Linked DNA regions of Homo sapiens: region 2 is linked to region 1. The links are chromatin contacts, found by Hi-C or POLR2A ChIA-PET in ENCODE. All regions are on one chromosome and are shown on one strand. Each heading gives the region's core, a stretch centred on a gene start or an enhancer-like site at or near the end of the contact. The rest is flanking DNA. Distances are from core to core; before and after follow the strand shown.

Evidence for each region. Hi-C counts contacts between places; a loop is a spot of excess contacts on that map. ChIA-PET counts read pairs that join two places held with the same protein, here RNA polymerase II (POLR2A). Pooled maps may share reads with other maps.
Region 2: a loop to region 1 is called in a pooled map, with 7 times the contacts of the local background. The contact joins the promoter of ZNF280C here to the promoter of SASH3 in region 1. A Hi-C loop is called at or near these places in 6 of 37 single-sample maps with no recorded cell type and 11 of 50 pooled maps. POLR2A ChIA-PET finds 5 or more read pairs at or near these places in 2 of 52 experiments (OCI-LY7 and activated T-cell).

The regions. Positions count from the first base shown.
Region 1 is chrX:129,777,557-129,783,183 of GRCh38, forward strand. It overlaps SASH3 (SAM and SH3 domain containing 3), which reads left to right and starts at 2,393. Exons shown (of 8, transcript NM_018990.4): 1 at 2,393-2,598. The coding sequence starts at 2,542. It overlaps LOC124905215 (a long non-coding RNA gene), which reads right to left and starts at 4,978. Exons shown (of 2, transcript XR_007068328.1): 1 at 4,907-4,978; 2 at 1,019-2,723. RefSeq lists enhancers at 2,144-2,303, 2,554-2,633, 2,684-2,743, 4,011-4,190, 4,301-4,350.
Region 2 is chrX:130,266,487-130,272,113 of GRCh38, forward strand. It overlaps ZNF280C (zinc finger protein 280C), which reads right to left and starts at 2,413. Exons shown (of 19, transcript NM_017666.5): 1 at 2,276-2,413. RefSeq lists a silencer at 2,114-2,193.

The DNA of each region.
Region 1 (5,627 bases), core at 1,143-3,642:
AGCGGCGTCCCCAATCCCAGAACCCTCTGGGGCTGCCCTCCTGCTCCTGGTCACGCAGAGCCCCAAAGGCCCGATGGGTCCCCTACACGGCTGCCAGGCTACTGTATATGCCGAAAAGCCTTAACCAGTTACCGCGCTTGCTAGTGACCCTGGGCCGCCTGGGAGGGACTTTCAGGGTGGAAAACACAGGCCAGTGGGAAGGAGATCTGGGGTGTGGAATCTTTTCATGAGTCTGCCTGGCCGACTGAGTAGGCCAAAGAATGTATGGTTTCAGCTTAGGGAAGAAAGATCTTATCTTCCCTGAGCTCACCCTGAAGGTTGGATGGTCAGAGGGCATAAAGCAGAATCGGAGAGGAAGTCACGAGAACATCTTGGGAACAGGGGTGGACAAGCCTAGTATTTCACAAGTACCACAGAATTGAAAGCCTTAAAAATGTGCATACCTTTGACCCCAGCAATTCCTCTTCTGGATATTTCCCCTACAGAAAAAAAACTATGGATGTGAATATTTACCATAAGTATGTTCAATGAATAATTTAAAAATTTAAGCCAACCCAAGTTCATCAGCAAGGGCTTGGTGAAATAAGCACGGCACATCCACACAATGGGATGTTCCACAGCCGTTATAAATTACGTAGTTGAAGACTATTTCATAGCATGAGACAATCTTGATACTGTGTTCAGCTGGACGTAGTGGCTCACGCCTGTAATCCCAGCACTTTGGGAGGATGAGGCAAAGAGGTCACTTGAGACCAGGAGTTCAAGACCAGCCTGGGCAACATGGTGAAACCCTGTCTCTACAAAAAATACAAAAATTAACCAGGGTGGTGGTACGCACCTATAGTCCCAGCTACTTGGGAGGCAGAGGCACAAGAATTGCTTGAACTCAGGAGGTGGAGGTTGCAGTGAGCCGAGATCACGCCACTGCACTCCAGCCTGGGAGACAGAGTGAGAGACTCCATCTCGAAAAAAAAACAAAAAAGATACTGTGTTTAGTGTGAAAAGCAGACACCAATAGTGTGAATTATGACCTTTTTTAATTAAAAAATTTTAAACAGCTTTATTGAGGTATAATGGAGCTACAATAAACTGCACATATTTGAAGTATACAATTTGATACGTTTTGACATGTGTATTCCCCCATGAAATCATCACCACAGTCAAGATAGTGAACATATTCATCACTCCTAAAAGCTTCCTGTTACCCTGTGTGATGTCTCCCTTCCCTTCTCTCCCCTCCCCTTCTCCCCAAACCAATTATCTGTTTTCTGAGCAGTATGATTTTTGTAAAAAGAAAAAAAATGTTTATAGACAGAGAGTAGATAGATGCTTAAAACAGTGTAGAGGACAATGATGGGAAATTTTGAAATTTTTTTTGTTTATGTGTTTGTGAAATTGTATGACAAATACAAGTTGCTTTTGTAATACCAAGAAGTTATTAAAGTTATTAAAATCTGCCACAGACAACCCACAAATTGAATATACTGCATAGGTGTTTGATAAATGCCTGTTGGATACTTGCTAGAGGTGTGGAGTTGGCTGTAAGTGCTTTTCAGCTGTGGTGGTGATAAATATACTCATGATGGCTGAGGGGTACTGACTGGAGGGGTGACTGCTCTAGTGATGATGGCTTTAGGTGTACTGATGGCTGTAGGAGTGATGGCTGCAGGGCTGATGGCTGCACGGATGTGATGATGGTTGTAGGAGAGATGACTGTAGGGACGATGGTTATAGGGGTGAGAGGGTCATGAGTGCGGTTGGCTGTAATGTCCAGAAGGGTGACAGCTGTAAGGATGATGGCTGGAAGGGTGATAGCAGCAATGGTGATGACTGTAGAGGTGATGGCTGAAGGATGTCAACTGTAGAGGTGATTACCATAGTGACAATGGCTATAGGTGTGCTGATGGCAGCGGGGATGGCTGCAGGCCTGATGGCTGTAGGGGTGATGGCTGTATGGTGATGGCTATTGATAGGAGTGATGGTAGCAGTGGTGATGGTCACAGGGGTGATGGTAGTGGTAGTGATGGCAGTGACGACCTTGAAGACGTGAGTTGACCGGGAGCATTGATCCAACAGGCAGCCAGATGGTCCAACTTCTGGTTTCTGGATTCTGGTCAGTGAGATAAAGGGCTTGGGTACGCCATATAATGTCGAGCTGATTGTCCACCTCTAGGAAGATGGAGCAGAAGGACTGATGATGATCGACATGAGACAACAAGGTAGGGACTTTCTCTGACTGTTCAACCCAAGAGCCGTCTGCATCAGAATCTCTGGAGACTGAAGCTTGGACTTCCTTCCTCCCTAGGGGCCGGCAGGGGCTGCGATTGCTGTAAGAGTAGGTCACGTGGCAGGGCTTCCTGTATGCTGCTGCTGCCGGGTGTCCATGGCCCGCACCCCCAAGCTGCCACTGCAGCAGTCAGAGTGGCAGCTGAAGGCTCGGTTCATGCCGTGCCCCCGGGCAGTTCTGGTGAGGCTAAGCAAGAGGCCTCTGCATCTTGACACCTAGGAGAGCAGGGACGGAGTCTCCCAGGGTGGAGGACCATGCTGCGCCGCAAGCCCTCCAATGCCAGTGAGAAGGAGCCCACTCAGAAGAAAAAGGTGAGGAGCATTTTGGGAACTCACATCTTCCTTTCCTCTGCTTGCTCGACCCATCCCTTCCAAGACTCTTGGAAGTGGGAAGAGCCAAAGGCCATATGTTGAGTCTGTAGGTGAGGGCCACTCACCTAGAAGGCAACGGGACAGGGACCCAAAGGTTAACAGAAGTACAGAAGAGATGTTTAAAATTCTGGAGCAACAGAGTTACAGAATAGATCCTTAGAAATCTAGAGTCATGCAATTCAACCCTAGAAGAATGGGAAAAAAGATCTAAAATTAGGGGCCAGAATCTTAGACTAGAATTTGAGAATAACAAAATACAATGCTTAAGCTGAACCCTAAGCTTGTACTTAACTATCTCTCCTCTACGCTGGTCCTGCTGCCACTTCTGCCCCGGCCACGGCCTCTCAGGAGCCATCTCACTCAAAGGGCCCTGCTGGGCTGCCCAGCTTGGAGCCATGATGCTCACAGGACTGCCACCCCCTCCTCCACTTTGGCCATGGCCCAGACCCTGCCCACTTGGCTCAGCTCTGTGGTAGCTCCCAGGCCCTACCCGAGATGGAGCCAACCTGGAGATGGGGGCCTGAGGCCATTCCAGTCTTGGGGGAAAAGGCATCCGGAAGTGCAGTGGGATGCAGGGGGCATACAGGTTCTTCCTGGGTGGGGAATGAGAAATTAAGTTGAGGTGGTGAGTAGGAGTGAAGGCTGAGGAGGGAGGATTTTAAAGGCCAGGAGGAAAAACAGCTGTCATGGATGGCTGAGGTGTTCATCCCCCTGGGGCAGAGACCGGACTGGAAGAATCCTTGAAGGCTGTGCCAGATCTAGGATTTTGTGGTTGAATTTGAGGATTTCCAGATTTCTTTGGTTGGGTTTGAGGATTTCTAGACCTAATTCTTTAATTCAATTGAAGGATTCTCCCAGACAATCAGCAAGTATATCCTACACATCCAATGGGATGCTAGGACAGTCCCAAAGCAGGCCTGAACTAGGTCCAAGAGGCCCAGGCTATCCCCCGCCAATTTTCCCTGGAACTCAGCCCAGGTGCCCTATGGTGGATCCCCCTTGTCAGGGGAGTAGCTCAGAGATGGAGGCCAAGGCAGCTGAAAGACTGAGACTCGGGGCAGTGGGGTGTGCATCCTGCCCCAGCTCTCAGGTCCTGGGGTGGCTGCCACTTCCGGCTGTATTCTCCCCACCCCAGCTGCTTCTCTAAGGTTGCAGTGGTGGTGGGCGGGGGAGGGGGGAGGTTCATGAATCTTCACACGGGCTCTGTCATCCCCGTCCAAACCCTGCAGGGTGCTAGGCCCAGCAGGACTGCCATTGGCTGCCACTCCTAAGAGAGCAGGGCCACTTCCCCTTGCTCTCTGGCTGGTGGGGGTGGGAAACAGAGATTGCTCTATAGACACTGCTAGGCCTCAAACCACAGGGGCGCTGAGCTGGAGGAAAGTGTGAGAAAGAGCTGACACTTTGACACTGGGACCCTGTGCCACATCAGGAAGACGTACCTAGGGGCACACAGAAGCCAGAAGTCCCCTTTTTCTTTCCCAGCTTCAATTACCCAGATTCTGTGTTCGGCAGGCAAGTGGGCCCCTGGGATTTCCCCAGGTCTCTCCCAGGAGAAGGGGTCCTTTCGGGGAGAGTAGTCCAGGCAAACCCCACCCCAACCCCTGCCAGAGCCGGTGCCAGCCTCCAGAGCTGGGATGAGCTTGCCTCCACACACTCTGCTAGCCCCAGACTATGGAAATGTCCCCCAGAAGCCAAGCTTCCAGAAGGTACAGAGCATCTTCCCCAGGCCCAGAGGCAGCGGGCTGGCTGAATCACTGCTAGTCCCTTCTTCTCAGAGGCTGAGATGACGTGGTGGAGAGGAAAGCACAAAGGCAAGAGAGGCCTCTTTCTCCTGCCCCTGCTTCTCCTCTTGGGCCTGCCAATGGAGAATGTGCCAGACAGGGGGCAAGAAAGCTGAGCTGGAATCCTACCACGCTCTAGCTGTAGGACCTTGGACAGCTCATTGACTTTCTTTGGGCCTCAGTTTCCTCGCCTCTGAAAAGGAGGATAACTCCTAATCTGCCCCCCTCAAGAGGTTGTACAGATCACCCAAAAGAATAGATGTGAGAGTACCCTGTCACAAGTGTGCACGTGCATACCACACAAGGGGGTGCCTGCTGTAGGCATGGGTGGGGATAGGGAGACACTGCAAAGAAGAATGAGCCATGCCCCCAGTGCTGGCACAGAGAACACAAGACTTAATAGTACTAAGAGCCACCACAGAGTGAGAGCTCATGGGATGCCAGGCACGGTGCTGTGCATCTCTTACCTTGTTCACTCCCCACGACAACCTGGTGAGGTAGGGGCAGATATTGTCATTATCCCTATTTGACACTTGAGGCTCACAGAGGTGAAGCAACTTGCTGAAGGTCACACAGCTGGGAAGCTGCCGAGCAGGGATCCAAGCCAAGATTTGTCTGACTCCAGAATCTTGACCCCTTCTCTCTCCACTCTCTTGTCCCCTTGTTGATCTCAAAGGCGCTAGAAGAGTCTGATGAGCATAAAAGATTCAACCCATCAGCAGGAGAGCTCCGTGGGGCAGACCCAGATAGCTGTGGAATGAGTGACCTTCCAGCCAGCAGAGCAGAGGAGGGTGCGGGCCCTCTAGAATGGTAGGGCTAGGACATGGCGCCTCCCATGGATCGTGAAGGATTGGAGAGGCCCCAGGGTTGGGAGACAGACCTCTTAGCTGCCCTTTGGAGACTTTCACTTCCTTCAAGTTCTTGCTCTGCAAGCCCTTTGATCTGATTTCACCCAAAGGCCAGTGTTGGGGTATAGGAAGTGGAGAGGGATTTTTCCTGGACTTGGTTCCCCTAAGGATGCTCCTACTCTACCACATCCCCACTTTCTCCATGGCTCCCTTCCTACAGCACACCTCTAGTATGACCCCCACACCCTGCCAGCATGCACTTTGTATTTTCAGTGGCTCCTCACTGCCCACAGGATACATGCCCTTGGCCTGGCGGGCAAGAGCCTTCCATAGCCTTTTC
Region 2 (5,627 bases), core at 1,163-3,662, 490 kb after region 1:
ATAATTTCTAACATTCTCATAACAAAATGATAAATTGGTAAGGTGATGGCTATGTTAGCCTCTTTCAATAATGTATACATATCAAAACATCACATTGTACCCCATAAATACGCACAATTATCATTTGCCAATAAAAAGTTAAAAAGGAAACAAAAAAATGAAAAAAAAAACTCCTTAAAAGAAAACTACTTTGCAGCAAATGAATAAAGTCTAGACGAATACTCTACTTTCAGGAGTCATTTCTACAGTTCATTACTAGTGATGTTTCTCTGAATGTACAGAGCACTGGGAAAAAAAGTCTAGACGTATATATTTGATTCAAATTACTGAGGAAGGCTGGGCATGGAGGCTCACTCCTGTAATCCCAGCACTTTGGGAGGCCGAGGTGGGTGGATCACGAGGTCAGGCGTTCCAGACCAGCCTGGCCAACATAGTGAAACCCCATCTCTACTAAAATTACAAAAATTAGCCGGGCGTGGTGGCAAGGGCCTGTAACCCCAGCTGCTTAGGAGGCTGAGGTAGCAGAATCGGTTGAACCCGGGAGGCAGAGGTTGCAGTGAGCTGAGATCGCGCCACTGCACTCCAGCCCGGGCGACATTGCGAGACTCCGTCTCAAAAAAAAAAAAAAAAAATTACTGAGGAAATCAAATCTTTTTGAATCACTACTTAAGACAAACTCACTGAAAACCAAGTAGCTGAGATTTGGAGTTATTCAACCTAAGAACTTTTTCAATAGGATATTCTTCAACTCTTCAACATGCTTAGAAATAATATTAAAGTATGAAAAAGTCGAAAAAAAATGAAGCCTTAAAAATAAAAATATAAAGGAAAAAGGAATTGAATAATACTTCTTAAAACTTTTAAGTGAGCCTCCTTGCTTATTCTCCGTGACCACCTCACTCTCACAAAAAGTGAGACATAATATACCAAATTGAACATTGGATGAGGGTCAGAAAGCCTAGGTTTAAGAATTGGTTCCATCACTTCCTAGGCACATGACCTCGGTAAAGTTCTGTCCTTGAGGCTGTTTCCTCATCTTCAAACAGTTCTAACGACACCCTACAGCCCATCTCAAAAGGGGTGCTACCAATGAAATATACAAATGCAAGATACGATTATAATGGAATCTGTACTGCTGTAGAAACATCAAAGGTACACAGCCCTAATTTTACAAGCAAATCAGTGCCTTTGTAGGCTCAGTGAAGTTTCTGCGTAAGGAGATTAAGTTTGCACAGTAACCCCCAAACCAGGACACCTCACAAATACTAAGAGGAGACTTTTGCAGTTTAAAACTCTACTTCTAGGTTTCTATTTTATGTTTAGGGGCACTAAAAGACATTACAACTCATAGTCCAAACCTGAAAACAATAGTAAAAAAAATTTAAGGTCGCAGATTTAAAAAACTCCACAAAACTAACAAATCTTTCCAAACAAAGAGAATCCCCTGGATGAAGGTCTCCCGTGCTTGCAGAAGCTGGTTCACTTGACAATTTCCTCTCGAATTTCTCCTTAAAAAAGCATTAAAACCTGAGAGAAGTTGAAAGGAACTCCCTCCATCTCTAGAGCAGGAGTATACCTCAGCATAATTTTTTCCATCTCTTTAAGTAAAACCTGCAAACCTCCTAGTTAGAATATAGTGTATTTAACTCCACGTTTCTCCTCAGGGCTCTTATCCTCTAGACAATAACGGAATAGAGCACGATTTCTGTGACAGAGAAGGGAAGTCCCTTTGGCCAGAACAAGGTTGTGGGCATGGAATGACCGGTCCTGTGTGGGGGGAACCTGCGCAGAAAGAAGGGGTCACAGGGTCTCTGATGCCTGAAAGTTCGGAATCCCCTCAAGTCTCTTTTCGTTTGATTGAAGAGACTTGAGGGTGGGCGGGTCTCCGTCAAACATCAGTATCAACCGTACAAAAGACGAAAGGGAGTTGCCTCCAGAATGAAAAGCCCAAACCGGGTTGGAAACAGACCGACAGGACTCAGGAGGTGAGAAGGCTGCCGCAGCTGCCGCGGCCCGCGAAACCACTGCCCGCCGCGGGCCGCCAGGCTCTACCTCCAGAAAACCCTCCCCCTTCAGGGCCCGGCGCAAGATGGTGGCCCACCAGCTACCACGCCGCCAAGCCTGTCCCCTCCCCCGCACCCCCGTCGATCCGCACCGGCATAGAGACCCTCAGCCAGCCGCCCTCAGAACCGCCCTCTGGGGAAGGCTGCCTCGGCCGCGCGGGAGAGCTGCTGCCTCCTTCCGCGCGGCACAGGCGGGGGCGGGGGCCGCTTACCGAGAGCAGAGCAGATCGGTCTGACTGGGGTTCGGATAAGGAGGAGGAGAAAGAGGAGGAGGAAAGGGAGGAGCGCGAAAAACCTCAGGCGACAGCCTCAGCAACAGCGACTCCCCCGGAGACTTCCAGCGCGGAACCGGCGTCTCAGCCGGGGGCAGAAGTATATAACTGCACGCGCTGCCTCATGGGTAGACGCCGACTCCACCCCCTGAACATCCGGGGCCTTTTAACCGCCCACGGACGGACGGCTGGTACTTACATGTGCACATGTGCAGCTACTTTACTTACCGTCGAAGGCAGCGGAGGAAGTGTAATTGACTAGCGTGGATGCAGCTTTTCTAAGCAAACGCTCGATTTAACCTGGAGTTGTCATCCCAAAAAATACATTGTACCTGACTACAGAGAAACATGAATTCTGGGTCTTCCTTGTGTGTGAGGGCTAAAGACACGAGTTAAAAATATAAATATATTGTTTTCTGGAAATACTGTACTTGAAACACGTCTCAAAATACTAGTTATTTTTACCTTTTGTTTTAAACATATGGTTTTGCTTGTCTCTCTGTTACTTCTAATTGCCATATGGATGCCTATAGTAGGTACAAAAAATGCTAAGGAAAAATACATTTACTCTTACACACAAGGAAGACCCAGAATTCATGTTTCTCTGTAGTCAGGTACAATGTATTTTGTGGGATGACAACTCCAGGTTAAATCGAGCGTTTGCTTAGAAAAGCTGCATCCACGCTAGTCAATTACACTTCCTCCGCTGCCTTCGACGGTAAGTAAAGTAGCTGCACTTGTGCACATGTAAGTACCAGCCGTCCGTCCGTGGGCTGGCCGCGGTGGCTCACACTTCTAATTCCAGCACTTTGGGAGGCTGAGGTGGGTGGATCACCTGGGGTGAGGAGTTTGAGACCACTTCCCTTTCCTCCTCGCCTTTCTCCTCCTCCTTCTCTGAACCCCAGTCAGCCTGACCAACATAGTGAAACCCCATCTTTACTAAAAATACAAAATTAGCAGGGTGTGGTGGCACATGCCTGTAATCCCAGCTACTTGGGAGGCTGAGGCGGGAGAATCACTGGAACTTGTAAATACATTTACAAGAAAAACACTTGCCAAAATACTGCTTACAGAAACATTTTCTAGACATTGTGCTTTGAACTGTAAAAGTTTCTTCTCCCAAATTTCTCCACAAGGTTTATAGCAGTACTGGTTCATCTCTCTTTTTCTTTTTTGAGACGGAGTTTCGCTCTTGTTGCCCAGGCAGGAGTCCAATGGCGTGATCTTGGCTCACCGCAACCTCCGCTTCCCGGGTTCAAGTGACTCTCCTGCCTCAGCCTCCCGAGTAGCTGGGATTACAGGCATGCGCCACCACACCCGACTAATTTTGTATTTTTAGTAGAGACGGGGTTTCTCCATGTTGGTCAGGCTGGTCTCGAACTCCCCACCTCAGGTGATCTGCCTGCCTCGGCCTCCCAAAGTGCTGGGATTACAAGCGTGAGCCACCACGCCTGGCCCAATTCATCTCTTAAGAGTTGCCCAGACTGAAAATATCGTGTGGCTTACATAACACACACGTAAATCCTGTCACTGAATCCTACCATTTTTTTTATTTGAGCTAGTTTTTTCTTTCTTATTTATACAGCTATTTGCTTCTGACCCTGAAAATAAGCTTTACAGGAAAAGACAGAGAATAATCAAAATAAAACAGTGAAAAGTCCCAAAATCTTGGAGCATGCATAGTTGGTCCCTGCTTCCGGTCAGGGTGATAAGAAAGTCCGGGCACCTTTTCCTTTGATGCCAGCAGGAAATTTAAAACTAGCAAATCTACAGCCGCATGACTCTGCTTTTGGCTGTAGTGGGAAATTTAAAACTTGTGATTCTCCAGCCTGCCTCCTTCTTTGGCATTGGTGGGAAATTTAAAACTGGCAACAAAAATTGGTGCAGTTGAGAAATTTAAAACTTGCAAATCTACAGCCTGTGCGGCATTTTCACCAGCCCCACTTCCTAGATGCTATAAAGGCCCATCCAACTTCCTCTGCCTCTGAAACCAGCCCAGACCTGTTTGCAGCACCCAGCCCTCCCTCACTTACCCCCACTAGTCCCCAGGGTAATAAAATTTCTCTCAAATTCTCTTGTCATATCTAGTGTCACGAGTGTCCACATCCAACCTAAAATTACGAGGAGGAATGGTCAAACTGCCTCAGCAGGATGACCAGAAAACACTTATACACCCAAATTTCAATCTAACTTATTCTTTTTTTCGTGAAAAATACAGCCAAGAAGACCAGCGGGCTCTGGTCAGTTGACTGTTTGCAGACTCTGGTCAGCAAATTTTCTATCAAGATGAAAATTTGAGAAACTAAATAATAACAATAATTAAAAGGATGTCTGGTGAGAATGGAATTAACACATGGGAAATTGTTTGGGTGATTTTTAACTGTTCTTAAAACTCTTCCCCAGGCTTCTAGAAAACCACTCTATATTGGTTCTCTTGACTGGCTGGCCGTACGTTCTTTTTTATTTTTCAGCACTTCCAGTAAATGAGGGCTTACTCCTGTATAGGTTTTTCTGACAATTTTAAAAATTGAGACAAATTTACATGAAAAAAATCTACCATTTTGAAGTGTACAATAGAGTGATTTCTTATATATATTTACAGTATTGTGCAACCATCACTGCTATCTAATTCCAGAACATTTTCATTACCTCCCACCAAAAAACCTGCAAACCTATTAGTAGCCACTCCTAATTTCCTCCTATTTGTATCCTCTCACCAATCATTAATTAACGTTTTTTATCTATGGATTTGCCTATTCTGGATATCACATATAAATGTAATCATACAGTATGTAGTTTTTCATGTCTAGCTTCTTTCATTCACTATAATGTTTCTGAAGTAGGTTCATCCATGTTGTAGCACATATCAATTCGTTCTTTTCTCTCTTTCTCCCTCCCTCCCTCCCTCCCTCCCTCCCTCCCTCCCTCCCTTCCTTCCTTCCTTCCTTCCTTCCTTCCTTTCCAGATGGCCTCTGGCTCTGGCTCTTAGGCTGGAGTGCAGTGGGGCGATTTCCAGTCACGGCAACCTCCACCTCCCAGGTTCAAGCAATTCTCCTGCCTCAGCCTCCTGAGTTGCTGAGATTACAGGGTCCTGCAACCATGCCAAGCTAATTTTTGTATTTTTAGTAGAGTTGGGGCTTCATCATGTTGGCCAGGCTGGTCTTGAACTCCTGACCTCAAGTGATCCACCCGCCTCAACCTTCCAAAATGTTGGGATTACAGGCTTGAGCCACTGCACCCGGGCCACTTCATTTCTTTCTATTATTGCATGATATTTCATTGTACAAACATA